Regions from separate parts of the Homo sapiens genome. Here regions 2 and 3 are each linked to region 1. The links are chromatin loops, found by intact Hi-C in ENCODE. Cell type or tissue: sigmoid colon. All regions are shown on one strand.

Evidence for each region. A loop is a pair of places that touch in the nucleus more often than their neighbours do. Peaks named below come from ENCODE experiments on the same cell type or tissue, not always from the same donor. Only the 100,000 strongest peaks of a DNase experiment are listed, where the experiment ranks them.
Region 2: it touches region 1 in a loop (5-fold over the local background); 7 of 110 quality-filtered maps call a loop at or near these places.
Region 3: it touches region 1 in a loop (6-fold over the local background); 17 of 110 quality-filtered maps call a loop at or near these places.

What each region holds. Positions count from the first base shown.
Region 1 is chr18:50,555,490-50,563,489 of GRCh38, forward strand. It overlaps MAPK4 (mitogen-activated protein kinase 4), which reads left to right and starts at 4,598. Exons shown (of 6, transcript NM_002747.4): 1 at 4,598-4,754. In sigmoid colon, no CTCF peak of the experiment used is centred here; DNase peaks (open chromatin) are centred at 4,822, 5,132 and 5,660; H3K4me3 peaks cover 2,300 bases.
Region 2 is chr18:50,781,081-50,789,080 of GRCh38, forward strand. No RefSeq gene overlaps it. Among named protein-coding and RNA genes, the nearest start is that of MRO, 35 kb to the right of the region's middle. In sigmoid colon, a CTCF peak has its summit at 3,876 (motif pointing left); a DNase peak (open chromatin) is centred at 3,871.
Region 3 is chr18:50,654,660-50,662,659 of GRCh38, forward strand. The region is part of intron 1 of MAPK4 (mitogen-activated protein kinase 4); the gene reads left to right. Among named protein-coding and RNA genes, the nearest start is that of MAPK4, 99 kb to the left of the region's middle. In sigmoid colon, no CTCF peak of the experiment used is centred here; DNase peaks (open chromatin) are centred at 82, 632 and 4,622; H3K4me3 peaks cover 686 bases.

The DNA of each region.
Region 1 (8,000 bases):
TTTAGAATATCTTCTGAATCTATGCTTATATCACCTTTTTATTGATAATATTAATTTTTTCTTTCTCTTTTCCTTAACCAGGCTTCTGAGGAGTTTACCTATTTCATTGTTCTTTTTAAACACCAGATTTTGGGTTTATTTATTCTTTTTACTATTTTTAGCAACACCACTACATTCTCCTATTAGTTCTAATAGTTCTTCTAAAAGAACTAGAGTCTGAAGGTTTTTAGTTGTGCAATTACAGCATTTACAATGAAACAATTTCTTTCTTCCTTTTCCATATTTGTATCTACTATTTCATTTTCATGTCTTACTGCTTTATTTTAGTCTCTAAAACAATATTAATAATAGTGGTGATAGGAGGCATCTCTGTTGTATTCCTGAATTTGGTGGCTTTAGTACAGCTCCACTTTGTGTGCTGTTTGCTGTGTTGTTTTTAGTAGTTAGCATTTATTGTTCCTTGAAGGACCAGTAAGGTTGGATGAAATCCAGAAGCGTCCTGGGAGTCACACGAAAAAATAACTATTTCAGGAGAAAGGAGTGATTGACTACATCAAATGATGGATAGGTCAAGTAAGATAAAGCCTGAGAACTGATCATTAGATTTAAAAACATAGAGGTCTGTGATGACCTTGACCAGAGCATGGAGTGATGATTGGAATGGGTTAGACAGAGGATGCGGGGAGAGGAGGTAGAGACCGGGAGAGGAGGCAAGTTCTGTTTTGCCAGGAGATGTTGTAAAGGGGAGAAGAGAGTTGAGGCAGCAGCTGGAGGAGAATGGGGTCAAAAGAGTATTTTTGTTTTGTTTTGTTTTTTAAAGATGGGAGACATTAAACTATATTTGAAAGTTACTGCTTAGGACCCAGCATTAAGGTAAAACTGGTGATCAAACAGAGAGAGGCATGTTATAGAGAGATGTGCTTACAAAAGTGAGAGGAGCGAGATCTTGTACACAAGTGGAGGGTGACTTTTTTTTTTTTTTCTTGAGACAGAATCTTGCTCTGTTGCCCAGGCTGGAGTACAGTGGTGGGATCTCAGCTCACTGCAACCTCCGCCTCCCAGGCTCAAACGATTCTCCTGCCTCAGCCTCCTGAGTAACTGGGACTATAGATGTGCGCCACCACGCCTGGCTAATTTTTTATATTTTAGTAGAGACATGTTGCCCATGTCGCCTAGGCTGGTCTTGAACTGCTGAGCTCAGGCAATCTGCCCACCTCGGCCTCCCAAAGTGCTAGGATTACAGGTGTGAGCCACTGGGCCCAGGCAGAAAGAGGCCTCATGCAGTATTCAGCCCTCTTGCCCTTCTGCCTTATGCCATATGAGGACACAGCATTCCTCCCCTCCAGAGGATGCAGCCATGAAGCGCCATCTTGGAAGCAGATACCTGACCCTCACCAGAGACCAATCCTGCCATTGCCTTGATCTTGGATTCCCAGCCTCCAGAACTGAGGGAAATACATTTCCGTTCATTATAAATTACCCAGTCTTAGGTATTCTGTTATAACAGCACAAACATATTAAGACAAGGAGGGAAGGCAGACTATGAGAGACAGGGACAGATGCTGGTAAGTGGGCCACTGTAGTCGCCTATTGTTTCTTTTTCTCCACAGACGTATAGCTTTCCTAGGTGATTCTCATAAGCGTGCAAGTGTGGAATCACTCGTCTATAGCTAGAACCAAGCAACTTACACAGCTTATCACTTCCTTCAATCAAGTTGATCCTACATCTTGGATCTCATCTCTCTTGTGATGAGGAAAGCCGTTTCCAGAAGAAAGAATGAAGAAAGTGTGATTTCAAATTCCTAGGCCCTAGATCCCACTCTATGAGAACAGCCCAGGCTGGTCTCAACTTCATAGCTGGACAGGCTGGACCTATGAGAAAAGAGAGGGAGGAAAGGAAAGGGAGAGGGAGAGGGAGAGGGAGGGAGGAACAGAAAGAGAGAGAAAGAGGTAGATAAATAGAGACAAGGAGAAAAAACGTCAGTCCTCTCCCAAGAAAGAAGCAACCCAAGAGGAAGAAGGGCACCTGGCTGCTCAGGGTATCCCCTCATCTAGAAGCCATGGTATAGTGGGTTCCTCAAACATGGCCAGTGCTTACCCCCGGAAGAGAGGCCACATGCAAAGTCATTGGCCCCGATGCCAACTCCTCCTGGGAACAGAAAGGGTGGGGTCAGGAATCTGTTTAATCACCTAAGTTGCTTCCCTCCTCTACCTAGATCTGAGTCAAAAACAGGTGCCATGGGAGACAAATTTAGCCAGCACAATATTTTTGAAAAGTATACCGAAATACCCTAAGCAAGGCAGACAGGGCACTTTTTTGCTCTGTGCAGCACCCCTTGCCCCCATATCCTCCAGGGCTACTGTAGATGTGGGCACCCCTGGCCTAGCTACCGAGTTACAGCTTCTGGTGTCTAGTCACAGGCAGTAAGGAAATGCTGGCTCATTTTTTTTTCCTCCCAGAAAAAAAGTCTTCAAACAGAATGACCTGGTGAACTTCCCAACTCCAGAATTCTGTGCAGTTATTTTCTAGTGACTGACACCGACTTCAGCCAGCTGTTTCTTTAGAAGTCTTCCCTATGGAGTAAAAATAAGAAATAACTTGTTTCCTGATAGCAGCAAGGAGAACAGAACACCACTTTACCTGACAGTGGAGAGCCCCAGACAGATACTCGCTTCCTGTTCATTCCCCTGCCATCGTACGGTAATGGGCACTGATATTAAACATGCATATTTCACAGTCTCTTGTCCCGCGATTTGGAGGATGGCCATTCACTATGTATGAACCACTCACTCATGCTCATCACACAGAGAAAATTACATTTTCCCAGTTGCCAAATGGAAGAGATAAATTATCTCACGTGGACAAGCACATTGCTCTCAAGAGCAGCTTCCAGACCTAAGATAAACAGATTAAAAAAAAAAAACAAAAACACGCTGGAGGGGGACTCTGAGCTTTCCAGGTGTTGATGGGGGTCAGTCTCTTCATTCGGACTCGCCAGATCCTCACTTTGCAGTTAGTGGGCTTAAAGTGGCGGGACATTTGCCCTTCTGTTTCTTTTGGATTAAATGAGCAGCCTTGGGGCCTCTTATTCTTCCTTCATAGAAGAGATGTTATAAAAATGAATAAATCAACACAAAACATTTCATATTTATGCCTACTTGCTGAATTGATACTACTTGTAATGAAAATCAAGGAAGCAAAATGTTAAAATGTTCTCTTTGGGGAAGACACATTGGAATGTCTTACCACAGATATACACACACTCGCTTGTTACACACTCCTTCCTTATCCCTAACTATTCTCTGAGGTTAATGAAGGTCCTGATAACTGCAGTCTCTAACTTAGCATATCATCCTAAACCTACTACCTGCACACATAGGAGTCGCAGCGCAACTATGTACTAATGGCAGCCAACACTCATTACCCTTCATACCACCATCACTGTGCAAACCCTTAGTGCATTTTCCAATATGATCCCACAATCCTTCATTTTTATGTTTTGCCCACGCTAAAATTCGACAGCGAATTCTTGCAACAATTATTAAGCGTCTGGAATTGTATTAGGGTCTGGGGGTAGAGGTGGGGGACGAAGCGGGAATAACTGCAGTACACAGCAGACCCTATGAAAGTGCCAAAACGCAGGTCTCACTCGGAAGGCTTTGGGAGTTGGGAGAGGAGAAGGCTCATGGGCAGCTAAAGCCACCAGTGACCTCATTATGCAATATTTAGGTTATCAGACTTTTCTATGCCTAGAAAAGCAGCGCCTCAACCATTCCAACGGGACGCACCGCGTTCAGTGACGACCCTCATCGGTGCCCACAGCTCTGGGCTCGCTGAAGGCACCACAGAAGCACCAGTTATTACCAGTGTTAGGGTCCAGTGGCTTCTTCTGTCCCTTTCCTCTGGATCCCAAAGTGTTGGTTCTCTTTTGTTAGTTTTATTCCGGTCATGCCAATGAGCACAGATTCACAGCCCAGGCGGCCCGCTCGGAATCCCAGGCCGGCTGGGGACCGGTGCACTTGGGCTCCGCGCCCCCTCGACCCTCGGCCCAGTGCCCCTTCCCGCGCGCGCGGGTCTCCCCGGTTCCAGAGCCCACCGGTCCCCGCCGGCTCCTTCTCCCCACCCACCCTCCCACCGGGCCCCCGGCGGCTGCAGCCGCGCGGGGCTGGCGGGGCGGCGACCGGGCTCAGGCAGATCCCCGCTTCCCGCCTTCTCGGCGCCCCCTCCCTCCCGGACGGAGCCCGAGGATCCCCCACCCACGGCGGGCGTGAGGAAGGGCTTCTGAGTGACTGGAGCTCTACCGCGTGTGCCCCGGGAAGGCCAGGCTACCCGGGACGGGGCTCGGCTCCCCAGGTGAGCTCGTCTCCGCGGGACTGGGTCCGGGAAGGCCCCAGGACCGCGCGGCTGAGCGGCCTGGAGGCTGCGGGAGGGCAGAGCAGGGCGCGCGGGAGACTGCCGCCCCCGGGCGCCCAGGGCCCGGCTCCCCAGCGCCACCGCCGCAGCAGGTGGGGGCCCAGTGGGCGGGGGCGGGGCCCGGCTCTGGGCGGAGCCGAGGCGGCGGCGGCGCAGGCTGGGGCCGGGGCCGGGGCGGGAGCCGGAGCCCGAGCTGGAGCAGCGAGCCGGGCTGTCGGGGCGACCGCGGGAGCTCGCCGTGCGCCGTGGCTGGGACCGGCCTGGCCGAGCGCGCCGGCGCCGCGGCCGCAGACAAAGGGCGGCTCGCGCCCGGGCCGCCACGCTCTCGGGCTCTGCCTCGGTAAGTGGCTCCCCTCCGCTGGCTTTCTCCTCCCGCCGCCTGCGCCTCTCGGAGTTCGGCGGGCTCCGGAGAAGCGGGGAAGAGATGAGACTTCCCCGCCCGCACTGCCTCCCCACCTTACCCTAACAATAAGCCCCCCAGGCCAAGCCACTGCCAAACTAGCGAGTTTCCGAGCGGCGGGGGTCTCCCGCGGGACCCGCCCGGCTGCCCTGGGTGAGCTCCTCGCCTGCAGACCGCGCGCCGGTGCTGTCCTGGACCCGTTTGGGATGGGAGGTTGCCGCTGGGCTCCTCGCGTTGTGTTTAGGGGAGGAGGACGCAGGGGCCGGGCGCCGCTAGGGGACCCCACCCCCGGGGACAGTCCGGAGCGCTTGGGGTCGCCGAGGGGCAGTTCACACTGCGAGTTCAGATTCGGATCGCAGTCCCGATTATCCTCCCCTCCAGCCTCTCCCTTTCTCGTTGAAGGGTTAATACAGCGTCCTCTCCCCTCGCCACCCGACAGAGGCGCCTACACTGGCGGTAGGTAGCCCCTGGGAGAGGGGGAGTGGGGGGACCCCGCCGCTTTCGCCGCTGGGCGACCCAGAGCCCCAGCCTGCCGGAGAGGGCAGCGGCTCGGGTTTGACATCCCAGCTGGGTCCCGGGCCGGCTCCCTGAGCCTCCTCCCGGGTTGCTCTCTATCAGGAAAGCAATCGGAAGTCAGGCCGGCTTTTGCTTTTGTTCTGCCAGCTACTCTACGGAATCGTAGGTGAAGCCGGGGTGGGCGGATGCCCCGGGAGGGGGCTGTGGCGGGAGTTCCAGGTGCGTCCCCGAAATGACCATTGGAGGCGGCGGCTGTTTCCCGCCCCTGGGTGGGGAATGGATTCCGATCGCTAATCGATACCCTGGAGCCAGCAGTGGGTCAGCAGCGTCCCGACAGAGCGCAGCGGCCGCGTACTGTCACGCGCCTCTCCAGCACTCTCGAAAGCACTACCTCGAGACGTGCATTTCCATTCATGGATCTGTGCCTGGGGGTTGATTAATGTCACCCCTGCCTGGGTTGAGGAGTGTCCACAACTGCTCAGTAGCCATTTACTGGGAGGTTACTGTGTGCAAGGCAGCTATCTTAAATAACCTTAATGTAAAATATACTTATTGAGCACCTACTATGTGAAAAGCAGGTATACTGCAGACTTTTCAATTGAATGGATATGTATTGAGCACCTACCCCGTGCGAAGGTGAAGCGTCATGACGTTCTCAATGTAACAGATATTTATTGAGTACCTACTATGTTCAAGATAGCTATGCTATGACCTTATTGTAATATGTATTTACTGAGCACCTACTAAATACTAAAGGCTTTTTTGCTGAAGGGTTGCCCAGTGTACTTTTGGGGTACGGATAGAAACAAGGGAGAGAAAATATAATATCTTCTGAACCTCGAGTCTTCAACTCCTTTAGTGACCTGCGTTTTAACCTTTCCAAACCGCTTGTGTGGTGTATGAAGGGCTAGTCTTCTACACTTGAGGGTACACTTCTATGCTTGAGGGTTTGTCAGACAGGAGCAGGGCTGAATAGTAAAAAGGCTTGCTCTGGAACCTCTTTCCAATTCAGTTTCCTTGCATTAGAAAAGTCAGCCTCTTTGCATAAAGCACCATGGAGTTATCACAGGGAATCAAAGGGCAATAAGGCAAAGCCCTAATGCTCAAAGGGACAGAGAATCCATGCTGGAGACAGACAAAAAGACACCTCCCTTTTAATGCTACTGTCATACCGTGCTTAAACAGCTATTGTGGGAATACTCAGTGCTTTAAACTAAATAACAAAGCAACCTTGGATCATCTGATCCAGAAGTTCTAGACAACTGACCTAACTCCTAGAATTCTGCTTTTGAGCAGTGAGGGATTAATTGTAATTTTTCTTCATGTCAGAAATTAATTGCATGTATTTTTCAATTACTAAAAAAAAGCAAACAAATAGAAATTAGTGATTTGTATTAATCCAGAACCTAATCTGCTTTAACTCAATTACTCCAGATGCGTGAATCTCCTGTTGGGTTGGTTGCAAGTTGACTCAAATTCGTTGTTTCACTTTTGCTGCAGGTTAAAAGTCTGCCTCTTACAAACCCTGGCTATATCACCCTCTTGTTTCTAACTAAACAAGATTTTCTCAAATAAACTTCATTCTGCATTTTGGCCAATAAAAAAAAAAAAAAAAAAGACACCTCCTAAACAAGGAAGGAACCAATAGGGGAAGGGAGAGGGAAGCATGAAGACAGGGCCAGCTGAACCTTCCAGCCCCTCACTCCAAACTGATACCAGTGATGTTGGGGTGAGAGAGTCTAAGTCCCATCATTGCCCATGGCTGGGGCCCTAGGACTGGAATTAAATAGTTTTCCTGCTAAGAGATTTGATGAATCTGTTACTCTGATAATCTTAGGATCTTGAGATGCACTGGAATATCCAGATTGGCGAGAAAATCATATCCATTAGCAAATATTTGAGTATTTACAATGCAATATAGGCATTTATCAGGGAAATGTAGTCTAAGACGTAGTCTTTGTCTTAAAGAACTCTGGTTCATGAGATAAACATGTAAAATGACAACTTGGGCAGCATATATGAAAAGCCAGGAGCAAATTCCTCCTGGAATTTGACATAAAAAATATTCTCACCACATGGAACTGTGGTTTTTCTCTTATCAGACATTGAGAACTCTCTACGTGCCTTGTATGTTTATCTTTTTGCCTTGGCCTCTAGAAATTCCTGGTAATGGCTTTATCCCAGCTTCTTGGTACAATGATTTTTTTCTCCCTAAATTATTTCTGAGACCTCTCTTTTAAATTCTTTATAAAAAACTATATTACAGGATTTTTGTTGTGAACTTGAAAGCCTCTCTGAAATCTTTTCTGTAAGTAAGCCCGTTATGAAAGATACATAGAAAATATGGTAAGTATTAGATGAATGTGCTCATAAGAAAAGGGGGAAAAACTATCCGGAATTTACAGAGAAAACAAACGGGCTTTGCAAGATGAAATAGGATTCAGATGGGCAAAGACAACTAACAAAGACTTTCCTCCCAAATTGAGGGAAATAGCGTTGGCAAAGGTGTCAAGGAAAACAAACCGAATTTAGAGTACTTTAGGTATTTGATAGATCTTCCTCTGGAATAGTTTCCATTCACTCAACACACGAGTGCTGCTGGAACATTTTACTGTGTCAAGGACTAGGCTAGGTGTCAGGTGGGGGGCATCACCCAGAACCAATTGAGGT
Region 2 (8,000 bases), 230 kb after region 1:
CACCATATTTGTCAGGCTGGTCTCAAACTCCTGACCTCAGGTGATCCATCCGCCTCGGCCTCTCAAAGTGTTGGGATTACAGGTATGAGCCACCATGCTTGCTGAGAAATCTATTTTCTTACAAAAAGAAGTCTGGAGATAGGACAGTTTCAGGGACAGTTAATCCAAACCTTCAACGTCTTTAAAAACAATTTTACTGTTGTTTTGTTTTGTTTAATTCTGCTCACCTCAAGGTGCTGGATTTTGTTCTCCACTTTGTGCCTTCATAGTTGCAAGATGGGATAGATACAGCAGTTCTCAACATTATAGTTTCAAGTAAACAACATTCAAAGACAGCAAAAGGGAACAATGGCACAGAAAAAGTACTTTCTCTCTCTCTTTTTTTTTTTTTTTGGCTGAAGAGGTTTAAATTTTTTTTAAAGAGTTTTATGTTTACAGAAGAATTGAGCAAAAAATACAGAGAATTCCCATTCACTTCCTTCTTTCCCCTTACAGTTCCCCTATTATTAATATCTTGCATTGGTGTGATACATCCGTTACAGTTGATGAACTAATATTGATACACTATTATTAGTTAAACTCCACAGTTTACATTAGGGTTCACACTTGTTTGTAGAGTTCTGTGGTTTTGACAAATGTATAATGTCATCTATCCGTCATTACTGTAACATACAGAACAGCTTCACTGCCCTAAAAATTCTTTGTACTCTACAAGTTTACCTCTTTTTCTGTCTTTGCTAGCCCCCGGCAACCACTGATCTTCCTGTCTCCATAGTTTTGACTTTTCCATAATAATATAGTATGTGGGTTCAGATTGGCTTCTTCCACTTAGCAATATGCATTTAAGATTCCTCCATATCTTTTCATGGCATCACAGCTCATTTTTAAATTACTAAATAATATTTCATTGCATGGTGTACTGTAGTTTGTTTATCCATTCATATATATTAGGGATATTTTGGTTGTTTCTAAATTTTGGCAATTATGAATAAAGCTGCCATAAATATTTGTGTTAAGGTTTTTGTGTAGGCCTAAGTTGTCAACTCATTTGGGTAAATACCTAGGTGTGTGATTGCTGGGTCATATGGTAAAACTATGTTAGCTATATAAGAAACTGCTAAATTGTCCTCCAAAGTAGCTGCACTATTTCGCATTGTCACCAACAGTGAAGAAGAGTTCCTGTGGCTCCACATCTTCACCAGCATTTGGTGTTGTCAGTGTTTTGGATTTCAGCCATCCTAATAGGTGTGTAGTGATACCTTATTTTTTTAATTTGCAATTCCCTGATGACATATGAGGTGGTGGTTGGAGCCTGGGGTTTCTGAAACTATGATTATGGAAAGTGGAGTTATTGGTGATAAGGTAAAGGAAATACCAATGAAAGTGGGTGGCTGTCATGGGGTGGGGGAAATGTTACTGGGGGAGAGGAGGCTTAAGAATTGAGAGGCAAACAAAGACCAATTAAAAGTAAGAAACAGGCTGGGCATGGTGGCTCACAACTGTAATCCCAGCACTTTTGGAGGCTAAGGCTGGCGGATCATGAGGTCAGGAATTCGAGACCAGCCAGACCAACATGGTGAAACCCCATCTCTACTAAAAATACAAAAATTAGCTAAGTGTGGTGGCGCGTGCCTGTAACCCCAGCTACTCAGGAGGCTGAGGCAGGAGAATCGCTTGAACCTGGGAGGCAGAGGTTGCAGTGAGCCGAGATCGCGCCACTGCTCTCCAGCCTGGGCGACAGAGCAAGACGGTCTCAACAACAACAACAAAAAAGTAAGAAACAGTGAGAAATTTATTTTCTTAATAAAGTTCAGATTATCAAAGAACCAAATTTCCACCAATTGAGTTTGAAAGATCTAGTTGGCTTTTATTAGACCTCATCTCTACAAAAAAAACAAAAAAAAATCCAAAAATTAGCCAGGCATGGTGGTGTATGCCTACAGTCCTAGCTACTTGGGAGACTGAGGCGGGAGGATGGCTTGAGCCCGGGAGGCGGAGGTTGCAGACAGCCGAGATCATGCCATTGCACTCTAGCCTGGGTGATAAAGCCAGATTTTGTCTCACAAAAACAAAAATGAAAAATTTTGTTGCATCAAAAGATACTATAATGAAAGTGAAAAGACAGACCACAGAATGGGAGAAAATATTTAAAAATCGTATATCTGATAAAAGTCTAGTATTGGGAATGTATAAGGCACTCTTACAATTCAATAACAAAAAGACAACCCAATAGTTTAAATGAGAAAAGGACTTGAATAGATATTTTTCTAAAGAAGATATACAAACAGCCAACAAGCACATAAAAGGATGCTCAATATCATTAGTCATTAGGAAAATGCAAATCAAAATCATAATTAAATACCGCCTCACACTGACTAGAATGGACATAATTTTTTTAATGGAACATACGTGTTTGTGAGGACGTGGAGAAGTTGGAACCCTTGTACATTGCTGGCAGGAATGAAAAATGGTGAACCACTGTGGAAAACAGTTTGGTGGTTCAACATCGACTTACGATATGACCTGGCAATTCTACTCCTAGATATACACCCAAAAGACTTGAAAGCAGGGACTCAAACAGATACATGTATACTGATGTTCATAGCAGCTTTATCACAGCAGCCAAAGGTGAAAACGATCTAACTAGTGTTCATCAACAGGTGGATGGAGAAACAAAATGTGGTAAATCCATGCACAGAAATATTGTCCAGCATAAAAAGGAATGAGGTACTGATGCATGCTACAGTGTGGATGAACCTTAAAAACATGTTCAGCAAAAGAAGTCAGACACAAAGAAGGCCATATATTGTATGACTCCATTTATAAGAAATGTCCAGGACAGGTGAACCCATAGAGACAGAAAGCAGATTAGTGATTGCTAGGGACTAGGGGGAAGGGGAAAAGGGGAGTGACTGAATAAAGGGTACAGAATTTCCTTTGGAAGTAATAAAAATGTTCCAGAACTACATAGTAGTAAAGGCTGCACAAAATTATGAATGTACTAATGTCATTGAATTGTACACTTTTTTTTTTTAGACAGTCTTGCTCTTTTGCCCAGGCTGGAGTGCAGTGGCATGATCTCAGCTCGCTTGCAACCTCTGCCTCCCAGGTTCAAGCAGTTCATGTAGCTGAGATCACAGGTGTGCGCCACCATGCCTGGCTAATTTTTGTATTTTCAGTAGGGATGAGGTTTCACCATGTTGACCAGGCTGGTCTCAAACTCCTGACCTCAAGTGATCCGCCAGCCTCGGCCTCCCAAAGTGCTGGGATTACAGGTATGAGCCCATAATCAGTGTACATTTCATCCTAGCCTGAATTGTACGCTTTTAAATGGTTACATGATTAATGTTATATTATGTGAATTGTACACACCCCTCCTCCAAACACACACACACACACACACACACACACACACACACACACACAGAAGGGGCATGGCATGGATTCTGAAACAGTGAGGGGAAATTAGCCAGCCCAGGAAAGCAAGGAGAAGTGCTTCCCTTGGAGCAGCCCAAGCCAAGGTGAGTGGACTGGGCTGGGGCACCTCAGCAGTAGAAAGATACCTGTGGCCAGAGATACAGGAGGGCAGAGGCTACTGCTCCCATAGGACAAGGCAGTGTAATCCTTAGGCGATTAGCACAAAGCACATCAAAAGGCTTCAACAAATACCCATTTAAAGGCTGGAGATATGAATGAAAAGAAATTGCAAGCCTTTGCTATGAAGAGTGGTTCCCTCTCCTTCCCCTGCAACAGAACAAAGCCTTCCTTGGTGTGAGAATTCCAAGTGTGGTCTGGAGAGTCTAAACCTGTCTGTTGAAAGAATGGCTCTTAGAGGGTGAAAAGCAGGGATGTTGTCGCCCTCCTCTGGTCACTGAGCAGCTTTGGTGTCCCCCCCTCTGACTGAGGTGGCCACCACTGCTGTGAGTGCAGAACCCAGGGCTGGAGATGTTTGGCAGCCAAGGTACCGGGGCTGTGAAGGCAGCTGGCCCTCCACTCCCCACTCACCCCTCTACAAATTCTTTCTCAGTTACTCAGGAGGCTGAGGCGGGAGAGTGGCTTGAGCCCAGGAGGTGGAGGCTATAGAGAGCCATGATCAAACCACTGAACTCCAGCCTGGGTAACAGAACGAGATTCTGTCTCAAATTAATTAATAATATAAATAAGTTTTTAAAAATTAAAAAGGCAGCATGTAGACCAGGCGTGGTGGCTCACACCTGTAATCCCAGCACTTTGGGAGGTAGAGGCAGTGGATCACTTGAGGTCAGGAGTTCAAGACCAGCCTGGCCAACATGGTGAAACCTTGTCTCCACTAAAAATACAAAAATTAGCTGGGCATGGTGGTGCACACCTACCTGGGAGGCTGAAGCAGGAGAATCACTTGAACCTGGGAGGCAGAGGTTGCAGTGAGCTGAGATCGTGCCATTACACTTCAGCCTGGGTGACAGTGAGACTCCATCAAAAAAAAAAAAAAAGCATCATGTAAACGTGTAATGTTTCCACATCGATGTGAAAAAAAATACCTATATTCCAATGTGCTTATAAGTGCATAGAATATGTCTGGAAGGATAATGAAGAAACTAGGTAATGTGAAACTGGGTAATATGATTTTTCTGGGGAGAACTAAGGGACTAGGAAGACAAAGGCACACTTTAGTCAACACCCCCTTTTTGATTGTGGTAAAATATACATACATAAAATTTACCATTTTAACTGTTTTTAAGTGTACAGTTCAGTGGCATTGAGGACTGATATGGTTTGGGTGTGTGTCCCCGCGCAAATCTTGAGTAATCCCCAATGTTGGAGGTGGGGTCTGGTGGGAGGTGATTGAATCATGGGGGCAGATTTCTTCTTTAGTGCTGTTCTTGTGATAGTGAGTGAGTTATTATGAGATCTGGTTGTTTAAAAGTGTGTAGCGCATCCCCCCACACCTGACTCTCTTTTCCTCCTGCCCTAGCCTTGTAAGATGTGCCTGATTCCCCATCGCTTTCTGCCATGATAGGAAGTTTCCTGAGGCCTTCCCAGTCATGCTTCCTGTAGAGCCTGTGGAACTGTGAGCCAGTTAAACCTCTTTTCTTTATAAATTACCTAGTCAGGTATTTCTTTATAGCAGCATGAGAACAAACTAACACAAGCACACTCACATTGCTGTGTAAATATCAACACCACCCATCTCCAGAACTGTTTCATCTTCCCAAAGTGAAACTCTGTACCTATTAAACAATAACTCCCCATCCACCCTCCCCCCAGTCCTGGAAACCACCATTCTATTTTCCATCTTTATGAATTTGACTACTCTAGGAATCTCGTTTAAGTGGCATCATACAGTATTTGTCCTTTAGTTTCTGTTTTATTGCTTTTAGCATAATGTCTTCATCAATACACTTTGATAGATTTTTAAAGCTCTTGGGGAGCTTTTCTAAAAATATTGATACCCAGATCTTACCTCTAGAAAGTCTGATTTTTTTTTTTTTTTTTTTTGAGATGGAGTCTCGCTCTGTCACCTAGGCTGCCTAGGCTGGAGTACAGTGGCGCAATCTCGGCTCACTGCAACCTCCACCTCCCGGGTTCAAGCAATTCTCCTGCCTCAGCCTCCTGAGTAGCTGGGACTACAGGAACACGCCGCCACACCCAGCTAATTTTTTATATTTTAGTAGAGATGGGGTTTCACCGTGTTGCCCAGGCTGGTCGTAAACTCCTGAGCTCAGGCAATCTGCCTGCCTCGGCCTCCCAAAGTGCTGGGATTACAGGCGTGAACCACTGTGCCTGGCCAAAAGTCTGATTTTATAGGTCTGTGGGGCAGCTTGGGCATTGGCTTTTTAGGTGATTCTAAGGTGCAGCCTGGACTGTGAACCACTGCTCACTCCCAAAGCAGGCTGTGCACCAAACTCACCAGGAGCTTTTCAAAGCTCACCCTTATAGACTCCCTTGTCCCACCTCTGACCTACTCATTCAGAATTTTCAGGAATGTGCAGTTTTAACCACCACTCTGAGGGATTCCTAAGCAACCAGCCTGGCCTGCACTGCAGAGAAGCCCCTAGGAAGCCGTGTCCTGGATAAAGCTCTGGCTTTCGATGCTAGGAACTGTAAGTGCAGCCTTTTACTCAGCTGCAGTGATTGATGCACATGGGGCGCTGTCCCCACCAAGTACTGAGGAAACAGAATAAAAAATAATTGCTAATCAAAAGAGAAGAAGTTCCTAATTTTAAAAATAGTAATAGGCCCGATGCGGTGCCTCACGCCTATAATCCCAGCATTTTGGGAGGCCGAGATGAGTGGATCACTGAAGGTCGGGAGCTCCAGACCAGCCTGGCCAACATTATGAAACCTGGTCTTTACTAAAAATACAAAAATTAGCTGGGCGTGGTGGCAGGCGCCTGTAATCCCAGCTACTCAGGAGTCTGAGACAGGAGATCCACTTGAACCCAGGAGGCGGAGGTTGCAGTGAGCCGAGATCAGGCCACTGCACTCCTGCCTGGGTGACAGAACAAGATTTCATCTCAAAAAAACAAAATAAAATAAAAATAAAAGTAGTAATAATGACTATTTTCACACTCGCCTGTGATAGTCTTGGTTCTAGAATGATTCTACTTAGAGAGGGAGGTACAGGAAGGGACAGCCTGTTTCTGGTAACCTCACACTGAATGAGTGGGCAGAAGCAGATCCATTAAGGACCTTACCCTCGACCATATAGGCCTAGTGGGCTCCATACAGCAGCTGAGGGCTAGGAGAGGCACGTAAGTGCATTGCCAAAAACCCTCACCTATATATTCTCTCCCCATTCCTGCACCCATCAGTCATTCTAGAAACAGCTGCTGCTCCACGGGCGGCTGCGGGAAGAAGAAAGAGGAGCGTTCCGTTCTTCAGCTCCCCCACCAGTCCCCTCCTGTTCAGTCCCCCCACCGCCCCGTTCCCACACACACCATTCGGTAACTCCTTGGTTTCTAGTCCCAGCTCTGCCACTGGCCTTGTCCCAGTTTGCCCAGGACTGTCCCAGTTTATTACTGAAAGTCCTGTGACCCAGGAAAACCCTCAGTCCTGGGCAAACTAGGGTGATGGGTCCCCTCAGCCTGGAGGTTAAGTGTTCAACTTTGTGAGAGGTGACACAATGATGCATGCACAGTCGGAGGGGTGGGGTCTTTGAACAGATTCATCTCCCTCAATTTAAGATCAGCAAAATGAAGCCCAGGGAAGAAGAGCACCCTGCACAAGGTCACAGAGCTGGTGGCAGGGGCACAGTGCCCCAGCCTGGTTCTATCCCCACAGGTGCCAAAATGACTTAGCTGATATTTTCCCAGGGGCAGAGGGACAGATTAGTTGAGCTTTCAGGCATTTTCTTGCACTACCAGCCCCCGCCCCCAGTTGATGAGGCCCACCATGCGTCAGGGCTGTGACTGTCCCATCCAGGGGCAGGAATTTCGGCCTCTGCCAATGACTTAGCTTTCTCTTTTACCTCCTCCCTCCTTGCTCACCCCACACCTCACGTTACAGGACAGGAGACTACTGCAGTAGCTCACGCCCACCAAACCCCCCATCAAAGCCACCCTTATTCTTGGAGGGAGCCAGTAAGCATCGTAAAAAAAATGTGCTTTCTCAGGATCCCTGCTCAAAATCTCTCCCCAGCTGCCTGGCTATTTATTTATTTATTTATTTATTTATTTATTTTGAGGTGGAGTCTCCCTCGGTCACCCAGGCTGGAGTGCAGTGGCACGATGTCTGCTCACTGCAACCTCCACATCCCGGGTTCGAAAGATTCTTGTGCCTCAGCCTCTGGAGTAGCTTGCCTGGCTTTTCAAACATACACTAGGGCAGCACTGTGTGAAAAGGAATATAATGCAAGCCACAAACATAATTTAAAATTTTCTAGATGCTACATTAAGAAACACTAAAAAGAAACAGATGAAATTAACTTTGAATATATTTTATTTAACCTGATATATGTAAAATACTGTCATTTCAAAATATAATCAATATAAAACATGATTAATAAGATATTTTTACAT
Region 3 (8,000 bases), 99 kb after region 1:
CCCCCTGGCACACTTGTGGACCAGAAGCTGGACTCAGCCTTCAGCCTGGGCAGGGGCCTTTGTGCAGCTGGTGCTATGCCCGTGGCCACCGGCTCCCAGACTTCCCACGCAGGGACCCAGATGCTCCCCTTCCCCAGCTTTGCTGATGTGGTGCTGGAGTTCCGACGAGGCAGCCGGAATTTCTCTCCGTGCTATTTTAGTATCGCTGAGAGGCATGGGAAGGCTTTGTTCTCCCTGGCTGGTTACGTAATTTTCAAAAGGAAAACAGAGCAAAGCCTGAACGCTCCTGGAGTTTGCTCTTTGGGGAGGAGGGAACTCCCCACCCAGCATCTGATGTTCCTTCTGCAAACTTCTCTTCCCTCCCTCAATTCTTTCCTCTAACCACCCCACCTCAGGGAGGTGAAGATAACAGGGTCCCCTCCTGTTTCTTTCTCAGCAGTGTCCCCACAGGCGTGTTCTTTAGAAAACCGTATTGAGGGAAACACAACCCAGGGTGGGTGGCATCACTGCCTCCCAGGGACCTTAAGATGTTTGCAGTCACCACAGGCTCACACGTCCCAGGGGGAGAAGGCTCACCTGAGGCCCATCATGGGCAGCAGAGCCTGTCAGTGGTTCCTCTGCTTGAGATGTATTTATTTTAGACTAAGCTGGGCTTTTGGCTCGGGTCGGTTGGTGTCCTGCTGGCTGGTGTTTGTGAAGGGTCATCCCAGGTCCTGGGCTGGGAGTGGTGCTGGGCATGAGAGAGGAACAGGCATAGGGACTGTAGCCCAAGGTTGGCATCATGGGCGGCACCATTAGGAGCAGCCATCTGCCCATATATCAGGGTTTCTGCAAAGGAAAATGAGTTCCTGAGCATGCACAGGTCACTCCACACGAACCACTGCAGCCTGCACTCCTCTGGGGTGGAGGGAGCAGCGCTTAATTTCAAAAGCCGGAAAGCCAGGGAGAGTTGTTTCTCCTAATTCCTGGGGGTCCCCCTGCCGCCGCTGAGAGTGAGACCCGGCTGAGTCTCAATGGTAAAGATCAGCAGTTACACAGCAGTTCTTAACTCGGTGAGGAAACACCTCTGGTCATTATGCTTTTGGGGGCCTGTGTGGCCTCCTCCCTTGAACCCCTGCTTTTAGCCCCTACTCACTCTGGAGGGATTTAAAAAACTTTCTTTTCTGGGCCTCAGGGATGCTTTTTAAATTTATCTTTCCATGTGGGTTGTACTGTGTCATAACCAAAATCTTACTGCAAACATGGAGCCATTCCTGTGTCCACTGATATTTATTTATTGAATCCCTCTCTATATGCCAGACACTGCCCTGGACCCTGGGTTACATCAGTGAAAACAGACAGGTAAGGTTCCCCTCCTCCCCAGAATTCTATCTGACTCTGGAATCTAATGAGATCCATGCCAGGTGAGACCCAGGACCCCAGACTCAAGGAGGGCTTTTCAAGGCCTCTTCTCTATTTTAGAAAGTCAAGAACTGCAGATCTCCAAGTCCTTCCTCTCCATTAGTTAGCTATCGCTGTATAACAAATGTCCCAACATTTATTGGCTTAAAAACAACATTTATTACCACGCAGCTCCTGAGAGTCAAGAATCTGGGCATGGTTTAGTTGGTGCCTCTGACTCGAGGTGTCCTGGGATGTCCATCAAGCTGTTGGCGGGGCTGTAGTCCACTCAGGGCTCAACTCAGGGAAGGGTTGCTTCCAAGCTCACTCACACGGTGGCCAGCAGGTCCATTTCTGAGAACTCACAGGGATCCCCCCATAGGGCTGCCTCAAGAAGGAGCAGCAGCTTCCCCAAAAGCGAACAGGAGAGAGTGATTACCTCAGATGGAAGCTACAGGCTCTTTATAACATGATCTCAGAAGTGGCATCCCATTCTTTTTGCCAAATTCTATTCTTTAGAAATGAGTCAGTGAGTCCAGCACCCACTTAAGGGGAGGGGATGACACAAGGCCTGAAAACCAGGATCACTGGGGCATCTGGGAAGCTGCCTTCCACATCCTCCAAGAGCCTCTCTGACTGATGGGACTCACCCTGCTTCCTGCTACGCTTATAGTAGGAATCACACAGTTGGCCCCTGAATGTTCCTGCATTGTTTCCATAATTATTGTTGTAGTTCCACTCCCCCAATATGAATATAAGCTTCTTGAGGTCAGAAGCCATGTGTCCTACCTCTTCTCACTTTCCATTTAGACCAACCGTGTGCTGAGCAAGTTACTGTCAGATCATCTCAGCCTCAAGTAAAAAAAAATGTAAAAGTCCAAAGCAAAAATGTCTTAAACAGCAGTAGGGCTTAACAGTCTCTCTTGGCAAGAAAGCTGGAGGTGGGTAGTTGCAGGCGTGGCTCAGCTCCTCAGCGATGCCAGCAAGGTCCCACACTCCTCTGCCACCTCCCCACGTGGCCTCAAGACAGCTGCTGCAGCACCAACACCACTTCCTCTACAACCGCATCCACAAACAGGAAGTAGGATTTCTTCTTGCTTGGGAAGGAAACCTTTTCCCTTAGGACTCCCCAGCAGGCTTTCCCTTAGGCTTGTTGACCAGAACAGGATCATATGACCACCCCTAAAGCAATCACTGCCAAGAGGGAATTGTATTACCACAGTTGGTTTAGATTCATGGTCCTCAACAGGGATGGGTTTGGGAGATGACATCACCTCCTGGGACTCCGGGAAATGTGAGTCTGACCCAGGGACCAGGGAGCGCTATTGGCATTTAGTGGGTTGGGATCAGAGTTGTTAAACTTCCAGCAATAGTATATGGTACAATCCCATAAAACAGAGAGAACTGCAGAAGCTGAGGCCGGAGTCATTGTGTAATCACCTGAGTGAGCTTGGAAGCCGATCTTCCTCCCTATTTGAGCCTTGAGATGACTGCAGCCCTGGCCAACAGCTTGACCTTGAGTCCGAGGCACCCAGCTCAAATGCCAACACCAACCCTGTTGAAAACTGCTGATTGAGACCAGTGATTTTCAACCAGAGGTGATTTTGTGCCTCCCCGACAGGTGACAGTTGTCAGTGTTTGGAGACACTTTCAGATGTCACAGCTTGGGGGTGTGACTGGCATCTAGGAGGCCGAGGCAAGGGATGCTGCTGAACATTCAGCCGTGCACAGGATAGTCCCACTGCTAAGGATCACTTGGCTCAAGATGTTGACAGTGCTGAGGCTGAGAAACCCTGGTTTAGACCCACTGGGAGTCATTCCTGGGTAGGCTCAGCTGCCTGATGGCCGAACCAGACCTGGTTTGTTCGTGAGGAGGAAGCAGGAACGTTTCCTGGGTAGGTGGCCACAGTCAGTGTCAGCTACAGGCCGTGCTAGTCAGGATGCCTGCAAGTCAGCCAGCTCGTCCCAAGGATGCCCAGTCCCTGTGCCACAGGCTCTAGCATGGCTGAGGTTCACAGTTAAAGGTCAAGAACATGATGGAAGGTGGGGGTGTGGTTGTTTAAAATCAAGGGTTTTTTACTCCACTTTTAATATTATTTCAACATTCTATTTCTTGGTTTCTCTTTCCATAGAATGGGCTTACTGTGGCCTCCATACTGGGTTGAACAAAGGCTGAAAAGGTGGCTGCCTCTTGCTTTAATTTGAGACATACCACAAGGTGTGCCTACCCCACATTTTTCCCTCACTGGGCCTGAAAACTCACACTGAGCCTAGATGGTTTGTGGTAAGAGTCACTCGCTGGGGCTGAGATCATACTATGGCGATTAGAGCGTGAGTGTTGGACTTGGACCAACCTGAGTTGACATCCCAGATTCTTCACCTGCCAGAGGGTGACTCTGGGAAAATCACTTCCCTCTTGGAGCTCCATGGAGGACGATATCAACCTCACAGGGGTGTTGTAAGACCCAACTGAAATAATCAGGTGAAGCCGTTGGCCTCTGGTAAACCCTCAGGACATGCAGTTCCACCATCTTCATCATGTCCTCTTTACCATCTCTCCAGCAGGCTTCTGTTAAGATGCAAGTGGGGTTGCGGAGCAAGGCACATCAGCCATACCACAGAATTGCAGAACTAGAAGGGACTTTAGGCCAGATTAGGTAGCTTTTGGAGAGCTGGGCCCTGAGGGCATCAAATTTGCATATGAGCTGAACCAAGCCTCACCTCCTAGGTAGCTCCCTAGGAGGCCAGGCCTGGGATAGTGTCGCCTTGAGGGGCAACAGGAAGACTGAGTCCAAGAGGAAGGAGACAGTGCAGTGCAGGAGGAGCCAGAAAAGGGCCGGGTCCCAACACACTTCAGGACCTGCTTGTGAATGAGCTAGAGGATGTTCCCACGGAGTCTAGAGCAGAGGTCCACGAACTACAGCCCACAAGCCTAATCTGGCCCAGCACCTATTTTTGTAAATAAAGTTTTACTGAAATGCAGCCATGCTCATTTGTTCAGGTATATTGTCTGTGGCTGCTTTTGTGCTATAAAGGCAGAATTAAGTTGTGTTGAGTGGTTTCAACAGAGGCTGTATGTCCTACAAACATGGAAATATTTGTTATCTGGCTCGTTATAGAAAAAGTTTGCCAATGCCTGGTCTAGAGGACTCCATTCACATAGACCACAGTGACTCATTAGGATCATGAGCCTTGGAGTCAGACTGACTGCGATGTGAATGGTGCCACCTAGAACTGTGCAGTGCATAGCATGCTCAGCTGGAAATAGCGGCTCCTCGGGAGAAGGGCTTCCTGTAAGTTTCAGAGTGTTCAGGAGAGGGGAAGAAAGCAGTGTCTGTGAAATGTCAGCACCTTGCTGGGGAGATAGTTCCTGTGGAAAGTCGAAAGCATGAGGTTCGGGAGGATCTGAGCAGATGGGGAGGTAAGTCTAAATTTAGACTTTCCAAAGCTGATTTGTAAACCAAAGCCCCAGGAATCCCAGAAAGGGACAGTTGGCACACGCCATCTCATCTCTGGTTTGCCTCCGCATGTTAAAAGGCTGGATGAGTGAGAGAATAATTAATTGGCCTCAACTAAGCTGTTACCTGAGAGTCAGTGAGAAAGCAGTTGAGAGCTGAAACTCCATTGTTCAGAGTCCTGAGGGTAGAACTTTCTATTCCTGTGTTTTATTACGATGCCCAGCCATGGAATCGTGGGGACCTTGGCTGCTCTTGTGAGAGTTCCATGCATTCCTCTTGCTGGGTGTCATTCAAGCACGATTGAACGAGTGACCTTTCCATCTCAGACAGTGAATGCCACCTCCCTGGGTTTGAAATCACACCTGTGATTCGGAGCAGCTCTGAACCACCACCTTTGAGCTGAGAATGGTTGGGCTTTGCCCTGAGAAGCTGCACCACACCAAGAGCTGCCATAACCACTCCCCTGCCCAGGTGGACACATCCAGATGCCAGTCTGCTCCTCCCCAGGGCCAGTGGGCCCACACCTCTCAGCATATCATGCAAGAAATGGACCACTAACCTTAGACTTCTTAGGCGGTGGATGCCTTGTAATCAGCCCACCTAGGGAGAAAGGCAAAGGGCTTACAATGCAAATTACAGAGGAATTGGAAAGAATTGCTCTGTAAAGAAACAGGAAAGAAAGAAACAGAAAATGAAGAGGCTTGAGAAGAGAGGCATAATAATAAACTCAAATGGGAACAGAGAAATGGTCAGACAAGAGGCTGCCTGATTAGAGCACTGAAACTCTAAGAGAGGCAGCATCTAAGCAGAATATGTTACTAAGAGGATTGAAGTTCAGAAATATTAGTTGGTCTGAATGGTTAGGGCTTGTTGTGAGATGCGCCCTTTGAACAATTTCCATGGCAAGTATCACAAGGGACAGTGACCACCTAGGAAACGTGGGCATCACCACTGTGTAGACATAATGAACGGTACTCAGCTCCTTCCAGTCAACGGATATTTTCTATGCTCTACTTTGTGCCCTGTAAGCTACTTGTGAAGCTTACAGTCTAGTTGGGAGATGGACATGTACAAAAAGTTAAATAACAGCCCAGGCTAATGTATGGTAAATGCCAAACACAGCGTACACATGAGTGCCACAGGAGTTTAGAAAAGGGAGACATGTCATTGAGAACCAGGATGGATGCTTTAGGAAAGAAGTGAGACTTTGGATTCTGAATGATAGGATTTCAACAAATGGGGGTGGTGGGGAAGCAGGAGAATATTTCAGGAACTGGGAAGATACAAGCAAAAAAGCCAGGCAGCAAAGAGTCTATTTAGCAGCCCACAAGAAAGGTGGAGTGGCTGGAATTGAGGCTTGCCACGTTGACATCGTACCTGGCCCCTAAGCTGACAGCATATTGGGAAGACCACTGAAAAAGAGACACACACACGGGATACAGTCCCTCCCATGCATGAGAGGGAAAGAGTTTTAAAAATAAATAAAGCACCTCTTAATTATTCGCTGATTATCTGCATTGCAGCTGATCTCAAGCAAATCCTGCATTCAGCTTGCTTGTGATGTCATCCCCTCTGCTTAGGTGCTCATTCCTCTCTCTGTTTACAACCCAGCAGAAGCTGGAAAGGAAGAAGGCTTAAGCATGTCTCTTCCTAAAAAAAATAATGATATGCAATTGCCTCTTTTTGCTATGCCCTTGGGAGTCAGACCAGGCTTGTGGGGAGAAAGAGAAGCTTCAGTGTAGTTGCCATTACATGACTTGGGCAGCAGGAGTCAAGGAGGGAGAGAATGGAGAGCTGTGGAGGCTCTTTGATTCCCCTGAGTTAGGTATCCAGGCCAACTTCGCTAGCACAGGCCATAGAATCTGGTTCACTGGGTGCTCCCAGCACTGTCTCTTAGTGGCTGGGCATCCTCAAACAGAGTGAATGGTATTCATTTATCCATTCATCAGATGGATATTGACCCTATGTATGCTGAAAGCACTAAGCTGGTGCTCTCCAAGCCTTGGTATCCTCACCTGTAAAGTTAGAACTGGAATCAGAATCGATGTTTCTCAGTGGAAGTGCTGTTGGCATTCAGGGGTGGAGGGGTGGATGTCAGTGGATGTGCTCTGGGCATTTGGGCATGGAGGTGGGAATGCTCGGTAGAATGGTTAGCAAATCCGGCCCTACCCATTAAATACCAGTAATGACTCCCAGTCAAATAAGGTGAGGAGGGCAGTACCATCTCCAGATAAGGACCACGGGCCTTGTTTTCTTAGATTTCTTCCCAATCTGAAATTCTGTAAGTCTATGGTTGTTTTGTTCCTGGACCCAGTAAAAACATGCAGAACAGAATTACCGAAGATCTGACAAATTATCAGAATCTTGAGTACATCTTATTCAAATGTAAGGGAATGTTTAACTAAACAGCAACAATAGGTAACATCTGTTAAGCAATTACTATGTTCTAGACCCTTGGCAAATTTCCTTCATTAGAAGTCTTTACAGGCGATCTGATTGTTTACTATTTCAGATCATCTGTGTCCCCTAATTTGCCCCCTTAATTTCAGAGCATTGAGTTGACTATCGTTTTTGCTTCATTTATCTTTGCAGAGTTGTGCGAAGTTCAGATAGCAAAGTGTCTCTATAGGAGGCCCTGCGATATGAGAATAAAGCAGCAGTCTGCCAAGTTCATGCCTTTGTGTTGGATACAGTCTTCTTTCTTTGTGTGTCTGTGGTCTTTATGAACTTAGAAAACCTGCCAGTCTCTTAGACGCTATGATATTACCTTACTTCAGAGATCTGAATTTACATGTCTAGTTTTGCAGGGTTTTTCCTCCCCACTTAGTTCCTATACCTGTAATTTGAGTCAACAGCCACCAGAGGGCAGGGACAGTGAAGTTTAGATTTGACCCATTGCTTTGAAGAGCGAGGTCACATTGTCAAAAAGAATACAGCTCACCATGCCAGTTTTGATATAGCACTGGGAACTCTGCACCCTGGTTTCTGGGCAAAGAGAGTCCTTTTATTATAGGTGGCAACATTATTTCCTTGTAATTTGGTACATGGGCTTCTTCAACTTACGTGGAAAGCAAGAGATACAAATGTCATTACATCTTAGTCCCTGTGAAAGCCTCTTAAAATGTTCAAAGACATTTGTAAAAGAAGGAAGAAAAGGAACCC